2 separate regions of the Homo sapiens genome follow, and region 1 is linked to region 2. Evidence: chromatin loops called from intact Hi-C (ENCODE). Cell type or tissue: OCI-LY7. All regions are shown on one strand. Links, peaks and the distances in the headings refer to the core of each region. The heading gives the core; the rest is flanking DNA.

Region 1 (8,000 bases), core at 1-8,000, 77 kb after region 2:
TATGGAGGAAAGAGCTTGGGTTAAAGGCTAACATTCAAAAAAAAAAAAAAATGCCAAGTTTTCTTTTCACACCATCTATGTGTCTAGTCATCACTCAGACTCTCTTCGGTGTTAATACTGTTACAAAATGAGGATAATACCTATCCTCTCCCCCACTGCTAAAAGAAAAAAATATTTTATAAAACTAAAGAGTCATAAAATATTCAATATTCATAGTACTAATGACACTAAAACAAGAAATTGATAGCTTAAAAATGCTGATGAACTTGATTTTTAAAACACCATAAAGCTGCCCTGCTGCCCATAATGATGATGACATTTTCACGAAGGGCAGAGTGAGAAAACGCTACAATTCTCACTAGGATGATGACTAGTACTTATAGAAGATTAAAAATAAGAATGATATATTATGTAGAAGAGAAGTAAAGATGGAAGTATGAGTATGGCTCAGCACACTACAGAGCACATGAATTTTAATTTGAAAAGTACTGGCAAGGCCTTGCATGCAGGCCCACACAAGTGCTTTTAAAAGCTTCATTACACTCTGCAGACATTTGCCCTTCATCAATTGCTTCCTATGCCAGGATTTCCTTTTTGAGTGTTGCAACCTAATATTCTTCACCCAGGCAACCACAGCCTATTTTGGAAAGGTTCCCTATTTCAGAAGCTTCAGTGCTGTTTCCATTTGGAAATACATCTTTATGAAAATATGTATCATCCTCAGAACAAAAATGCTTCAATATATTAAGTTTCAGCTGTAAGTGATATTTTTAGAAAAGTGGTAATTTCAGAATCTCTGCTTCAAAATTACAGAGTTGGTTTTTTTAAACGGAGTCACAAAGTAGAAAATTAAAAAGATATACCAATGAATAAAATCCTGTCTCCCCTTTTTCTTATCCCATTTCATTTAAAAATGTTTAAATTTATTTTCCATAGATTCTTAAAATCATTGAATTATGCATACTGGTAAGAAATTTCATCCAATGTTCATCTTCATAAAAACCAAATAACTCAATGCAAAAGAGCTCTTAACAGTCAATTTTCTAAGAAATGGTCTGACATCACAGATGGTGTTTTCTATATAACAAAGTGAATCAATTTGAGATGTCTTGGACACTGTAAAAAACTTGTACTTTTGACCAAAGGAAATGGATTTCACTTTTAATAGATAAGAAATAAGAGACACTGGGGAGTAGGGAAGGGGTAGAGGAGAGAAGGAAGTCCTTGTTCTAAGATTATATTAAAAGCTACTTAAAACATGTAAGTGACAATATTTCATAAACTGAAATATTTTATCAGTAGCTATGACAGAATATTCTCTATTCTTTTCTTCAACATAAAAGTTTTAAAGAACTGTGCTCATTTGACCTCTTATCAAACAAAAACTCACTTTTCTTCATATTGGTTTGCATAGCACAGACTATTACTTTTTCATAGCACTTAACTTTTACTGTGGATGAGGGCTGTATCTGCCAGGCCTAGAATGCTTTCCATTGAACTGTCTCCTCAAGACTAAAGGACTCATCATCTAAAAGATGTCTTTGTAAAATACAGTTTATGCCTCCTGAAAATACCATCTCTCCCTCTCTCCCATTCACTACACACATACTTACATGTGTTCGAAATTTATTCCCCTTCTTTATCATGGCTACCCTCAAGAAAAAACACAGGGAAACAGATAAGCACTACACAACAAAGTTTACTTTTTCCCTTTACAATAATATTTGTCTCTTACTGCAAATGTCTCTGAATATGGAAAATGAGATTATGCAGTTAAATTTTAACACATGCATGTATACACCCAACTAATACAGCAGTCCCCCACATCAGTAATTTCACTTTCTGCAGGCTCAGTTACCAAGAGCAACCGCAGTCCAAAAATTCAGGTTGAGCATCTTTAATCTGAAAAATCTGAAATCCAAAATGCTCCAAAATCCAAAACTTTTTGAGCACTGACGTGATGCCACAACTGGAAAACTTCACACCTGACCTCAAGTGATAGATCATAGTCAACATGCAGTCAAAACTTTGTTTCATGTACAAAATGATGTAAAATATTGTATAAAATTTATACAAATTTATGCTTGGGACCAGAAGTGTTTCAGATTTTGAGATTTTTCAGACTGTAGAATATTTGCACAATATATTAACGCCTTGTATATACCAAATAATCTTAGGCAGTTGCTTTTTCTGGTTGAAGGTTTCAAGATAATAAGAAAAGCAAAAACCTCATTTGCAATATTAACTTAATTAATGGGCACCAAATGTTCAGACCTTCCTGTTCTGACTTATAAAACAGGTTATTTTGACTCCATTAGCAAATGCCCCTGATTATTCTCAGCTTTTTATTACATACTAGGTAAATGAAACTATCAACGATCCTTTTACTAAGAAATGTGAACTGCCTTATACTGGAATAGTTAAATAAACATTAGGGGAACCATCAGCACCAACTACTTACTCCCTATGAGCAATGAATAAAAGAATAATATTTGTAGCACAATTAAGCTTCCATAGCTCAAGACGGATCATCCCACCAATTCTGAAACAATTTACTCTAGCTGTATGAATCTGATCATAAAGAAAAAAGAAACACTTCTAATGAAATGTGGAAATGCTTTTTTTGCATGTGAATCGTATTCATTTCTTTAAAAAACTTCAACTTCAGAACTCTCAAGAACAGTAAGAAAAATAAAACATACAATTTTAAAAGTTTATTTGGAGCCTACAAATGCCTGTGGAAAAGCACAATTTTAAACTTTGAAAATGGGCTGGTCTAATATAAAACAGTCTTTGTAGATAAAAAATAATTCAAATTCAGACAAGAGAGAATTAAAGAATTAGGATGTTCACTGTTATTTTACATTTACGATTAAAGAACCAGATTAACTGACAAGTAGATCACTGTTGACATAGTTCCTATAAATAAGAGCCAAATGATTTTAAAATTAAATGTTATAAACTTCATGCTTTAAAAAATGTGTACTCCCAATTTTCATTTGTTTTCCAATGCTTCCAGAAGCCCAAACAAGAATTATTTTAATAGGGCAAAAAACCATGAGAAATCAGTAAATTCTTAATCTTTCGGTTGTATATACAATTAGGGCAAAGGCTAAGTCAAATCCAGAATTAATAAGCACCTAACGAAATATTGCAACTTGTTATAGTTCTTTAGTTTGAATAAATCTGCCCTCAGTGTTCTATCTTCCTAAACTTTCTGAATAACCTCCACAAATCACGCTATATAAATAACAAGGAGTCTAAAAGTTTACTGCCACATTCACTCTCTAAAGATACTAAAATCAGTTCATCTACACAGGCAGCTGTCTGCCTGAGCTAGAGGATGAAGTTATGCCTTAATGAACTAACGCCATCTAGTGGGATCAGTGAGATTTCAGCTGAAACTAGTTTACAACAGGTTACTACAATCTATTCAGCTGGTCAAATGTCTTATTTAAAAAGATACACTTGTATTAAGTATTGAACTGTCTTAAACGCCTATTAGAATGTGATATACTTGCCTACAATAAAAATGGCACAAAAATATTTTAAGACCAACAACCCTCCCTTGGAATAATATTTCTATTCTTTCCTTCAAAGGCACAAAATACAAATCAACAGGTACTAACAATATGTATTTTCAAAGATCTCAGAAAATGCAAAGTCAAAGTCAGAACAACAGTCAGTAAAATTTAAAGATAACAATAACAAGAGCTATTATTTACTTATTAAGTGCCTAGCATATGCCACACACTTCACAGTTTTAATCTTTAGAGCGTTCCTGCAAGCTCGTTTTACAGGTGATTTCCCATTACAAAAACACTTAAATATAGAGTGACTAACTTAAAAAGTGATCTTTCTTCCCTCCAACCAACCATAACGTGACGAGACATCTATCAACACTAGCTCACTGCATACCTACCATGTGTTCAAAAACATGCAAAGTGATAGTGAGGTTCTAAGAGATGAGAAAAGGGCCCCCTGTCTTTTCAAGGAATCCAGGTAGCGCTGAAGCCAGGAATCTGTGGCACTTTACAGAAGATACTTCCATCTACCTTTTTTCTTCTTCTTCTTTTTTTTTTTTTCGAGATGGAGTTTCACTCTTGTCCAGGCTGGGGTGCAATGGCGTGATCTTGGCTCGCTGCAACCTCCACCTCCCAAGTTCAAGTGATTCTCCTGTCTCAGCCTCCTGAGTAGCTGGGTTTACAGGTGCCCACGACCATGTCCAGCTTATTTTTGTATTTTTAGTAGAGATGGGGTTTCACCCTGTTGCCCAGGCTGGTCTCGAACTCCTGACCTCAGGTGATTCGCCTGCTGTGGCCTCCCAAAGTGCTGGGTATTACAGGTGTGAGCCACCGTGCCCGGCCCCATCTATCTTTTATGATAGTTTTACTGTTAATTTTATTCACATTAAAAATAAACTGCTAGCATGAATATTAAATCCGTCATTTTAAAATTTAGTTACATTAATTTAAATCAAAAAACGATGTGAAAGAAGTGAGATGTGTACCCTTTACATAACCTAACAATGGACATATTCTTTCTTTAATTTCCATTAATATGACTTATTTTTATCATTTTCAAATTTTAGAACAAGGGACTTTTCCATCTTACTCCTAAGTGGAATGTCAGAGTCTTTAAAAAGGTACAGGATCTATCACAATAATCCGTGTTGTTATGTTATTTTCATTTTTAATCGCATATCTGCTTCTTCTTTTTCTGTCTGTACTTGGGATTACCATGCTCCAGATAAGAACAGAAGGGTACTAAAGTAAAATGTGTTTAATGTTGTTCTACCCACCAACTGGTAGGTGAAAATTAACACGAAGTGAAGTTCAGAAAGTAACCTGCAAACTATCCCATTTTCTATTTGGGAATGTTAACTTTAACATTTCAGCACCTTCCCCTACAATGTGTATTTGTTTACTCACATACGCCCATACACTCTATCATGTGAAATCCTAGACTAATCCATAATGTTCAGATGATAACTCAATAAAATCTCAAAACATTTGTGAGGTCTTCAATTGAAATTTTCCTGTGTGTGTGTCCTTATTAAAGAAAATACAGAGCAGAGTTCCACACTGTGAAGCATATCCGGGACACTATGGACCACATATGGCCTGGGTTCTGAAAAGATGAGCTAAACTTAATCAAAATTCCTCTCTTGCTTTCCTGAAGGACTCAGGAAATGGGCAGCATACATCTCATCTTGACCCAGATTTGCTTCAGTAGAGAAGTGCCAATGTCTTGAAAGCTACTCCATGGGTCAAAGGTAGAAGACGGGAAAAGAGTCTGCTTTGATTGGCTGTCAAATTTACCTGTATATCTAGCAAAGGAAGAGAAATGGCAAGATATGGTGGAAATGTGACTCGGTTTTGTGTATGAAAACCTGGTGCTGCTGGACAAGTCACACTCTCTGAGTTCCAGTATATTCATTTATAAAATAAAAGGAAAATAATAATATATGTTTTACATATCTCATATAAATAAATCTGAATATAATTTTTGTTAGATTTAAGTAAATAAATGTAAATTCAACTGCAAAATGCTATGTTTGCAACTGTAAAATGTGAATGCAACTACAAAATAATCTTGTCAACCCTATCCACTCCCATTCCACTACTTATTTGACCAGTGTTCACCCTCCATCTTAATCAGATCCTTCAATCAGACTGGACTCTTCCCTGCTCAGTGAACTCAACAAATTGGTTCACATTTCACTTTTTTTTTTTTTTTTTTTTTTGGAGACGGAGTCTCACTGTCGCTCACGCTGGAGTGCAGTGGCGTGATCCCGGCTCACTGCAACCTCCACCCCCTGGGTTCAAGCGATTCTCCTGCCTCAGCCTCCTGAGTAGCTGGGATTACAGGCGTGCATCACCATGCCCAGCTAATTTTCTGTATTTAGTAGAGACAGGGTTTCACCATGATAGCCAGGCTGATCTCCAACTCCCGACCTCAGGTAATCTGCCCGCCTCGGTCTCCCAAAGTGCTGGGATTACAGGGGTGAGCCACTGCGCCCGGCCATTAGTTCACATTTCTCACCTTCTGTTCATGATGTTCCCTGGTCCTGGAGTACCTTTTTTCTTTCACCCAATTCTGTTTAACCATCTACCTTTGAGGGTTCTGACACATTCCATTTCCTTTATAAAACTTTTCTTGACTCTACCTGCCTAGAATGATCTGTGAAACCCTATTATACCAAGTGTCTGAACCATACAATTTAACATCTAAACATGTAACGATAATAGCAGCTGCACACATTTATTATAGTACTTACTATAAGGCAAGCACAGTTCTAAGCACGCTATGTATTACATAATTTAATCTTCAAAGCAATCCTAGGAGATATGTACTATATAGTATGCTATTTTACAGATGGAGAAACTAAAGCACAGAAAAGTAACTTTCCAACATTCCAAAAGTAGCAAATAGCAGAGCCAGAGCAGACTTCCAACTTGGGCAGTTTGGCTACAGAGCCCATCCACTTAGTCACTGCACAATACAATTAATATAATTCTGCTCGTTCATTGTTTTATGTGTTCTGCTTTGTCTTTTGGTCCAGAATGTGTGGTTACTCAGGATAACAGTCATTTCATCTGGTATAACTCTTTCATCACCTTGCATTTTTCTGGCTTACACAATTAGGTGCTAAGTGTTTCCTTGAAACAGATAAAGGGGCCGTCAGTCACTTTACAGTATTTTCATTAAATAAGTATCCTAATTTGTTCAGCTTCTAACAAAAGATTATTCCTGCTTCTATCCCAGAATCAAAAATTTTGGGGAAGTCTGAGGAACATTCATTTAGTTGCTTAACCATATCATACTAAAAGAAAGGGGAGAAAAATATGCCAAGTTTGAGAGTTACTGCAGGAATGAGAACAATCATTTAAAGACAAAAACTAAAGCTCTCTCCTGATATACACTCATGAAGCAGTCTCCTGGGCATTTCTAAAGAAAATTAATAATGGAGATTTAATAATTCAATGATTAAGTCACCTGAGACCAGGAACAGTCCAAAATACACAACTATTTTTAAAATGTCAGCATTTTGTAAATATAACTGACATTACAGTTAACAAAGGCTTTTCTCTTAAATACATTATGTTACTTATACCTCGCAACAATCTTGTGAAGATACTTTACAGAAGAATAACATGAAACTCAAGGAGATTTAGTAATTTGTCTAAAATTATACAGTTAAGTGGCAAAGCCAGAAACCAAATCTTTGTTTCCTGACTCTAATGCCTGAATTTCTTTCTGCTTTACGACATTGTTTGGGAATAGTGGTATGAATAACTCAAAATTAAATTATATTTGGCACCGGAGTATGCTTTTTGGGTTCTCTTCTTTTGGTAATTCATAATACTGCAAGTCAACAATCACAAAACAAAACAATCTTGGCTGTGGAAGAAATAACAGGTTTTCTAAGCCAGCGTGCAAAGCCTTGACCCACAGAAGTTAGAGAAGAACAAGGAAAAAGATATATGTATTTCTGTGCCTCTCTTTTCCCCTTATCTTGGAAATTCACTGTGTCTCTCCCTGACTAACTCTACACCCCTACCCAGTGGACTGAGGATAATAATGATCAGTTCATTCATAAGTCTGAATTGTTGGGGGCAATTAAAGTAACCAGGCAGTGAACAGCATCATACCAGCTCCTTTCTCTCCTACTATAATAAATAAGCATGATCAAGTCTCCTCTGTATAAAAAACTTTCTCTTTCTCTCTCTCTCTCACACACACACACCCCTCTCAAAAAAGTGATCAACAGAAAACAGGCATCTGCTTAATTATAGTTCCCTTTCCCCTTTATCACAAAACTTCTTAAAGGAGTTACTGGACTCTTTGATCTTGCCACTAGATCGTGAACTCCTTGAGGGAAAGAATTAACCGTTTTAATTTGTAACTTCACTTTTTAGCCTGGCTAGTGGTAGGGTGTATAAAAGTGTTCAATGAGGTTGGGCATGGTGGCTCACACCTGTAACCCCAGCACTTTG
Region 2 (9,414 bases), core at 1,415-9,414:
GGGCTAATGAAGCTGGTGCTGCCCAGTGCCTTGCCTGCTGAGCTGGCCCGCGTCATTGTCCTGGACACGGATGTCACCTTCGCCTCTGACATCTCGGAGCTCTGGGCCCTCTTTGCTCACTTTTCTGGTGAGAGGCCTGGGAGCCTGCCTGGCCTGCCCAGGATCCCTGCATCCAGCCCTGAGCCCAGGTCCTGTGGCAGCTTCAGACAGCTCCCTTATGCCCTCCCCTCCCAGACACGCAGGCGATCGGTCTTGTGGAGAACCAGAGTGACTGGTACCTGGGCAACCTCTGGAAGAACCACAGGCCCTGGCCTGCCTTGGGCCGGGGATTTAACACAGGTGGGGACAGTGGTGAGGGGAGGCAGGCGGGGTGGTCTGCTGGTCCTTGGGCCCCTGGGGCTGGGTGGGGCAAAGAATGCTAGGAAGTCCCCCAGGAAGAACATTGCTGTGAAAAGAACCCTGGATGAAGAGACAGACAGCAGTTCCAACAGTCCTGTGTGTGCTGGATGACTTTGGCCAGCTCTCGTGCTCCCTCTGAGCCTCAGTTTTCTCATCCATTAAATGGGGGATAATTTTAACAGCCCTGGGATCACCAAGTGTGAGAAGGCCATGGATGTGCTCTGTAAGCTGGACAGCGCCTCCTCTTCACCCCCGAGGATTGACTATTGACAAAAGTAGTCTACGAGCAAGCTGGGTGCAATGGCTCAGGCTTGTAATTCCAGCACTTTGGGAGGCTAAGGTGGGAGAATCGCTTGAGCCCAGGAGTTCGAGAACAGCCTTGGCAACATAGTGAGACCCTTGTCTCTACAAACATTAAAAAATTGACCAGTCGCAGTGGCTCACACCTGTAATCCCAGCACTTTGGGAGGCTGAGGCAGGCAGATTACTTGAGGTCAGGAGTTCGAGACCAACCTGGCCAACATGGTAAAACCCCTTCTACACTAAAAATACAAAAATTAGCCAGGGGTGGTATCACGTACCTGTAATCCCAGCTACTTGGGAGGCTGAGGAGGGAGAATCACTTGAACCCAGGAAGCAGAGGTTGCAGTGAGCCGAGTTCACACCACTGTACTCCAGCCTTGGCAATAGAGTGAGACTCTATCTCATACATAAATAAGTAAATAAATAAAAAATAAGTAAATAAATAAAAAGGATAGGTGTGGTGGCATGCCTGCAGTCCCAGCTACTCGGTGGGGGTTGTGGTGGGGTGCTGAGGTGGGAGGTTTGCTTGAGCCTGGGAAGTCGAGGCTGCAGTGAGTCATGATTGTGCCACTGCACCACTCCAGCCTGGGTGACAAAGCAAGACCCTGTCTCTAAAAAACAAAACAAAACAAAACAAACAACAACAACAAAAAACAAGTAGTCCATGATCATGTCTGAACAGTCAGAAAATACCAATGTCAAAAAACAAAGGACACCTTCATGACCCCCATGTCCCCCAGGAGCTGGTCGTCCCAGGTGGGCATGACAGCATCTCTTCATTGGCAGGTGTGATCCTGCTGCGGCTGGACCGGCTCCGGCAGGCTGGCTGGGAGCAGATGTGGAGGCTGACAGCCAGGCGGGAGCTCCTTAGCCTGCCTGCCACCTCACTGGCTGACCAGGTCTGAGGAAGCCTTGCCGGGTGGGGTGTGGCAGGCTGGGGGCTGGGATGTGATGGGTGTCTCTGCTCAGGACATCTTCAACGCTGTGATCAAGGAGCACCCGGGGCTAGTGCAGCGTCTGCCTTGTGTCTGGAATGTGCAGCTGTCAGATCACACACTGGCCGAGCGCTGCTACTCTGAGGCGTCTGACCTCAAGGTGAGTGGGACAAGAGGCTGTGTGGTGGTGGGGGGCCATGGATGGAGACTTCTGCTCCCTGCTCCCATGGCCCCAACACCCTCCTGGGTCCCAGGTGATCCACTGGAACTCACCAAAGAAGCTTCGGGTGAAGAACAAGCATGTGGAATTCTTCCGCAATTTCTACCTGACCTTCCTGGAGTACGATGGGAACCTGCTGCGGAGAGAGCTCTTTGTGTGCCCCAGCCAGCCCCCACCTGGTGCTGAGCAGGTGAGAAGGAGTCACCTTCCCCTGCCCCTCTCTGCTTTGGTGGGACCCAGCCTTGTCTGGGGGATGTGTTGTTCTGCCCTATCCCCGGTCCTTGTCACCCCTTGCCCCCTCAGTTGCAGCAGGCCCTGGCACAACTGGACGAGGAAGACCCCTGCTTTGAGTTCCGGCAGCAGCAGCTCACTGTGCACCGTGTGCATGTCACTTTCCTGCCCCATGAACCGCCACCCCCCCGGCCTCACGATGTCACCCTTGTGGCCCAGCTGTCCATGGACCGGTGAGGGTGCAGAGGGCAGCCCAGGGGGTATGGCATGGGCTGGGGTTGGACACTTCTGAGAGGAGGTTCCATCTGGCAGCCTGATGCTGTGGTAGTGAGCTACCTGTCCCTCAGGGAGTTCCAGAAGTTGGAGACATTGGATATGGTGGAAAGAGCTTGGGCTCTGGAGTCATTCAGATGCCCGGAGCTGCCCCTCGGTCGCTGTGGGACCATGAGCAAGTCTTCATATCTCTGGCCCCTAGTTTTCTCTCTCAAATGAGAAAGTACCCACCTGGTGGGGGTAGTTGTGAAGATTCAATCAGACTGGCTCTAAAAGTATTTGAAGGGTGCTCAGTAAGTCACTTGAGGAGGTGGCAGCAGCAGCTAACTGGGGAGGTTTGCCAGGCCTCCCTGAGCTCCTGTGCAAGAGGGGCAGAGCTGTGCTGACCTCCCTCTCCCCATAGGCTGCAGATGTTGGAAGCCCTGTGCAGGCACTGGCCTGGCCCCATGAGCCTGGCCTTGTACCTGACAGACGCAGAAGCTCAGCAGTTCCTGCATTTCGTCGAGGCCTCACCAGTGCTTGCTGCCCGGCAGGACGTGGCCTACCATGTGGTGTACCGTGAGGGGCCCCTATACCCCGTCAACCAGCTTCGCAACGTGGCCTTGGCCCAGGCCCTCACGCCTTACGTCTTCCTCAGTGACATTGACTTCCTGCCTGCCTATTCTCTCTACGACTACCTCAGGTGGGCCTGCAGGCAGAGAGGGGAACAATATATGGGGTGGACGTGGACGGGGCATGCGTGGGACCCCAGGCTTCCATGTCCCTGCTCCTTTCTGGGCCTCAGTGGCCTCTGTCAATTGGGGTTTGTATTAGGCTGTTTCTCTGGGCTGTCAACAGGGAGGCCAGGGCCGGCTTCAACAGCAGCTCCACCTGTGGTTGTGCCCACCCGTCGCATCAGGCAAGATGGCCCATGGTGGTCTAGTCCTGTGGCTAATGCCCTGATGAGTGTCACTGGCCCAGTCCTAGATGCCCCGCTCTTCTCCCCTGCTCATGGGTGCTCCTCCTCAGGGCCTCCATTGAGCAGCTGGGGCTGGGCAGCCGGCGCAAGGCAGCACTGGTGGTGCCGGCATTCGAGACCCTGCGCTACCGCTTCAGCTTCCCCCATTCCAAGGTGGAGCTGTTGGCCTTGCTGGATGCGGGCACTCTCTACACCTTCAGGTAGGAGAGGCTACTTCTCTGCCCACTCCACTCACTTGCCCACACTGGCCCCCACTACCCACGAGCTCCTAGCCTCAGCCTGGCTCCCACCCGACCCTGCTGCACAGGTACCACGAGTGGCCCCGAGGCCACGCACCCACAGACTATGCCCGCTGGCGGGAGGCTCAGGCCCCGTACCGTGTGCAATGGGCGGCCAACTATGAACCCTACGTGGTGGTGCCACGAGACTGTCCCCGCTATGATCCTCGCTTTGTGGGCTTCGGCTGGAACAAAGTGGCCCACATTGTGGAGCTGGATGCCCAGGTGAGGAGGGCACCTTGCTGCCTCCACCTTTGACTCGAGCACCTCCAGGTCCAGGGAACTCACGACACCTGCATGGGGGACCACACCACTAGGCAACACTGTTAGAAATGTCCCCCTTCTGTGGAATTAAAATAATCTGCCCTTTGGCCCTTGCTTTAGCTCTCAGGGGCTACAGGGTAAGCCTGTTCTCTGGAGCTGCACCTTCCCCGCAGGCCAGGCAAGCCAGGCAGCCACTGCTCCTCTGCCCCACCCTGCAGGAATATGAGCTCCTGGTGCTGCCCGAGGCCTTCACCATCCATCTGCCCCACGCTCCAAGCCTGGACATCTCCCGCTTCCGCTCCAGCCCCACCTATCGTGACTGCCTCCAGGCCCTCAAGGACGAATTCCACCAGGACTTGTCCCGCCACCATGGGGCTGCTGCCCTCAAATACCTCCCAGCCCTGCAGCAGCCCCAGAGCCCTGCCCGAGGCTGAGGCTGGGCCGGCGCTGCCCCTCATCTTAGCATTGGGCAGACACCAGGGCAACCTGCCCTCCGCCATCCCTGCTATTTAAATTATTTAAGGTCTCTGGGAAGGGCTGGGGCAGAGCATCTGTGGGGTGGGGTCTTCCCCTTGCTGCTATTGTATGGCTGGGGACTGGTCTCTCTCTGCCCCAGCCAGTTTGGGGCTGGTTCCCCCATCTTGAATTGTTTATCCCTTTTTCATAATTAAAGTTTTAAAACATCTTTTTTGTGTTCCTGGTTTGGGGGAGCAAGGGCACTCTGGGGCTAGGGCGTCAGTGCACAAGGGAGGTGCTACATCCAGCTGGGGTCACAGGAGGGCCTGGGCCCTTAAGGGCAAGCACCCCCCCGCCCCCCACCCCCAGACAGCCAGTCAGGGAGGGCAGAGGCTGGGACTGGAATGTGTCCTGCCCACCCTCCCCTGCCCCAAACCCAACACCATGAGGCTGAGAGGCTTTATTTGGCTTTATTTAGTAAAATGTTAAAATAAATAAATACAAATTGATCAGCTGCTCTGTATCCCCCCCCACCCCCTCAAAACAAAAACCAAACAAACAAAAACAAAAACTTTGAAGCACAAAACTCCAAATACAAGTCTACCAAGACTGAAATCACAAAGGGCATGGACAAGAGACAGGGTTGGGGTCTGGCTGGCTCTTCTCTGCTAGGAGCTGGCTGACCTCTGGCCTGCCCGTCCCATCCCGCCTGACTGCAGCTCACCCTGGGCTGAGGACCCACGGACACCGGAGAGAGGTGAGGGTCCAAAGGCTGCTGGGGAAGGGGTAGGGGGGTGGGGTCCTCAGGGAGGAAGGGCCTTGTGGGAGGGGGCGCCAAGTGGAACTGGAGAGCCCTGCTTCCGTTTAGAGGAGGTATTTTTCAGAGTTCCTACCCCGGCTTTCTGGAGGGCAGCCCCAGCTTCCTGCCCCTCACTTTAGCAAGGGGCCAGAAGACTGCCCAGGGCTGCCCACTCCTGTCTTGGAGAGGAGCTGACTCAGAGGACAGTCTAAGTCAGGGTGAGGATGGGAGTCCTGCTTCCTGCCAGGGGTGCCCGGCAGAGGGACAGGGGCGAGGTTCACACAGAGCAAAGTTGCCTCCACTCAACAGAAGCCACGGGATCTGGAGAACCCAGGCCCTGGAAAATGCACCTGGGCCACCATCCATCTCATTACCCTAAGAGCCTTTTGCCCCTGGGTAAAAAGTCTCCTAAATTCAGCCCTTTAGATAAATAAGAAGGACCACGCCCTATAAGAGAATGAAGAGAGGAAACCACTGAAGAGTGTGTGTGAGCTGGGAGGTGACAGCCCAAGGGAGGCTCTGATGGCCCCAAGAGAGAAGTATCAGAGGTGGCTGGAGAGGCAGCCGTGCATGCGGAGACGGAAGCGTGCTGCAGACACGGTCACCCTCACGGAAACAGCTGTGTGTAACCACCTCCATGCACGCTGCCTGTTGGGCCTGAGCCAAGCAGCAGCAGGGACAGAGAGGCAGGTGTTGCAGGGAAACCAGGCACACGATGGTGCCAGCTGGAGGCTGCCAGGGCGGCCCCACCAGGGACTGCCCCTAACTGCCTCCCTATGTCAGGTACAACCAGCAGGCTTACCCCAAAGGGCCTGATAAGGAAGGAAGAAATCAAAACCCCAGAGGAGCTCAGCACAGGTGAGACAAGACCCAGCAGGCTCCATGAAAGAAAAAGGACCCACAGGCAGCAAGAATGCAGAGGTGGAGATGACAGCAACATGGCCTCACTGTTACCAGGATGCAGCGCCTGGACAGGAGCTGGCAGGGGACTCCCAGTCATCACTGCCACCAGGGCGCAGCGCCTGATCAGGAGCTGGCAGGGGACTCCCAGTCAGGGCCCAGTGGGCAGCCGCTCCAGCTCTCTGAAGTGACTACAAAGCCAGCTGGTCTCAAAAGTGGCTGTCAGAGCAGCTAAATTCTGGGCCGTGGGGAAAGAGCAGCGGAGGGAAGGAGGAGGAAGCAAGTGGAGGTGGCTGGGGTGGGGCAGTGTCACGAGCGTATGTCTCAGGTGGTCACAGGCCCCCCCCCCTCCCCGCCCAGGTCTGAGGGGACAGTGAAGGACAGGGAGATTGGGTGCCAGGGGCCTCTTCTTTACAGTAAAGCAGTGTTTTGGAATTTGAGTGCAGAATGTAGGTTTGGGGGCTGGGTTGCATCTCGTACTCCATACTAGCTGACTCCCAAAACAGCTCACATCTGAATGTCAGGAAGAATCCACAGCCCAGCTGCAGGCGAGGTCAGAATGTACCCGACACTGCTGAGGGCGGCAGGCAAAGCCCTGGTCAATTCCTAGCCCCGTCCTCCGACCCAAGACTCCTAAGGCAGCTCCTCTCTGAGCAAAGGCCTCTAGTGATGATGGTTTCCCAACTTCTTTCAGGAAAAGGTAAGTTAGGTGTTGTGTGGCAACCCCCAGATGGGCCCAGACAAGTTGAGGGGAAGAGCTCTAGACAGGGCAGACAGCCTGCTGCTGGTCTCTGATCCTCTGCCAACGATTCCTCCAACTAGTCCAGGCATCTCCAAGGCTCCCTGACTAGACACAGCACCTTGGTTTCTGAATGAGAAAAGGGAACTCTTTCCCCCTCAGCCAATCAAGCAGCCAGGGCCTAACTCTGAGGCCTGTTCAGCCTAACTTAATTCCTTCTTCTGAGGCCCCTGGGAAGATGAAAGGCGATGGCTGATAGAGATGAGACACATTTTACTCTAAGAAGTGTCTCTTCTCTGTTGCATTTGCTTTCAGATCTGTCTTTGTCTCTCTGGGCCTAATTGGGTGGGAGAGAAGCTGATAGGATCGTTTCTACCTCTCCTAGACTCTGGCCATTCCCAGGGCCTGGAGTGGGCTTGGGGGAGATGCTCCAGCAGGGCCAGGGTACAGAGCCTCCACCGCCCTCCCATCGGCCAGGGGCACGCAAGGGGCAAAGGTCTCCAGCGAGAGCACAAATCTGACACAATTTACTTCTGACAAGGCAAGATGAGAGAATGGTCTGAGTCTTTCACAACCCTGGTTTTCTCAAGGAGAGGCCACAACCGGCCAAGCCGAGGCAAGCGCAGCAATTCTAGCCCAGGGTCACCCAGGAGGCTTGTGGGTGGGTGGAGTGGAGTAAATTTCTGGTGCCTGGAGCCAACAGGCAGAGAAAGGAGTGGGAGCTTCAGACCTCTCCCCAAAGGCAAGACAGAGCGAAGGCCACGCTGGGGCTCTGTCTCAGAGACGTACCCTCAAAACATGTCACTCCTCCTCTGTTCTAAGCACCAAGGGCTGATGCAGCCAGCCTGTACTCCCGCACCCTCCTGTCACGGCCAGGGTGCGTGCGCACCACAGAGCTCCGCTGGCCAGTTCCCTCGGAGGTGTCCCCCAGGCACTCATAATGCTGGTGGCTGAAAGACCAAAAGCAGCACCAAAGGAAGGGATCTTATTTAGGCACCAGCCTTTTGCTCTAGCAGAATCTGAGAAGACCACGGGTAGGGCCCTGATACCATCCACGCTTCCATTTGGGCTTCACAACAGGAGACAAGATCCCTGCACCAAGAAGAGAGCACGGTCTTTTCTGAGGAGAGAGAAGGGTGGGGAGCTCCGCCTCTGTCCTTCAAGGAGACTGGCCCACCAGTCTAGAGACACACACACGGCAAAATGTCATCGTGATCAGCAGGGTCTGTGCTAAAAAATTATAACTACACGGCATTTTCTCCAGTTCTGACACCTTTTTAATAGAAATCACTGTTTTTAGGAAACAAATAGCACTTTTGTAATTTTTTTTTACAATGTTTCTTACCTTGATCTTAATTTAAGTAACACTAGGAAGACCTCAATATCTTTTATTTTCCTTTTTAATTTAAAAAAAAGTTTTTTTTCCCCAGATACAAAGATTTTTGCCCTTGCATAAAAAAACAGTGCCCGAACGATGACACAAGGACTCACAAAGACTCACGGGACCTCACTGACACTATGATTCCTACTCTACCATGCAAGGTCTTGGCTACCCTTAATTGGACTGTCAGCCTGAAAAACAGCTTTTCTATTCCTTATTTTAGTTTTTGTTACCAAGAAAGTAAAATGAACAGTAAAATAAAACTTTCCTTAAAGAAAAAAAGAACAAAAACAAAAATTAAAGAAAGAGAAAAGAAACGTCTCCATTCAATTCACACACACCTGGGTCGCGTGCTGCTTCACTCAAGATCTTCTCTTCTTATAAATATAGAAAAGGGATGGAGCTTGTTTTCAAGTAAAATCACTGATCCACCTTTTTTTCCTTCCTGGACACACACATCCTTCTTCCCTGCCTTGGGCAAGGGCCAGTGGCCCGGGCTCTGCTTGTTCTTGGAGAGGAGACAGCGGGATAACCACGGAGATGCGCGACTCACCAAGCAGGGAAGGAAGGAGACTGGGCAGGCTTCAGGAGTGGTGGGGTTACCGCGCAGGGAGCAGAGTGCAGGGGAGAAGAACCTACTGGCTGTTCTTGGTGTCAGTCTCCCCTTGCACGAGGCCCCCGCCAGAGGTGATTAAATACTGCTTATTTGATACACTGTCCCACCCCCTGCTCCCTCCAGCCACTCCCCTTCCCTCTTCTGGGCACTGGGGTTGGTGAAATCTCAATTCCTTTTTTTGGTTTTATAGTAGCGAAAGTTTAGAAACAGGAAAGCCCACACACTCTTTGGACTTGTCTTCTCTACCTAAACAAACGGCTCGGCAAGTAAGGATCTGAAACCTGCTCTCCTCCCTCCGCCCGTCCCTGCTCCCCACCCAAGAAAACAGAAACAAACCCATCGTGGCTGTGGAGGCTGCTGCAGGCACACACTGGTGTATAATAGAGAGAGTAAATATATTATTTCACTTGGCATGGTGCTGGCAAAGAACCTCCAGCTGGCACTATTTCATGTAACATGGTCCAATCTTTGCATGTACACACAGAATAAGAAGGATCAATTGGCAAACTCTGGTGCCACCTGGCACAAGCATCTTCTCTCTCTCTGGAACCAAAGAACCAAAAGAATTCTGCACTTTCCAGAAATCCGGCTTTGCTTTTCTAGAGTCTTCAGTGTTCTGTTCTCCTTGCCGCCGGGATCCCGTGGCTTCTCCTAGAGGGGCT

Evidence for each region. A loop is a pair of places that touch in the nucleus more often than their neighbours do. Peaks named below come from ENCODE experiments on the same cell type or tissue, not always from the same donor. Only the 100,000 strongest peaks of a DNase experiment are listed, where the experiment ranks them.
Region 1: a loop joins it to region 2, with 4 times the contacts of the local background. A loop is called at or near these places in 3 of 110 quality-filtered maps.

What each region holds. Positions count from the first base shown.
Region 1 is chr11:46,003,248-46,011,247 of GRCh38, forward strand. The region is part of intron 6 of PHF21A (PHD finger protein 21A); the gene reads right to left. Among named protein-coding and RNA genes, the nearest start is that of LARGE2, 85 kb to the left of the region's middle. In OCI-LY7, for the core only: CTCF peaks have their summits at 3,389 (motif pointing left) and 3,599; a DNase peak (open chromatin) is centred at 3,354.
Region 2 is chr11:45,924,551-45,933,964 of GRCh38, forward strand. It overlaps LARGE2 (LARGE xylosyl- and glucuronyltransferase 2), which reads left to right. Exons shown (of 14, transcript NM_001300721.2): 5 at 1-127; 6 at 235-339; 7 at 1,489-1,601; 8 at 1,672-1,797; 9 at 1,892-2,047; 10 at 2,161-2,321; 11 at 2,765-3,043; 12 at 3,370-3,519; 13 at 3,627-3,822; 14 at 4,080-4,546. The coding sequence ends at 4,295. PHF21A (PHD finger protein 21A) reads right to left here. Exons shown (of 19, transcript NM_001352027.3): 19 at 4,769-9,414. Among named protein-coding and RNA genes, the nearest start is that of LARGE2, 6.6 kb to the left of the region's middle. RefSeq lists enhancers at 5,408-5,597, 5,948-6,037. In OCI-LY7, for the core only: no CTCF peak of the experiment used is centred there; DNase peaks (open chromatin) are centred at 5,721 and 8,891; H3K4me3 peaks cover 4,609 bases; H3K27ac peaks cover 5,430 bases.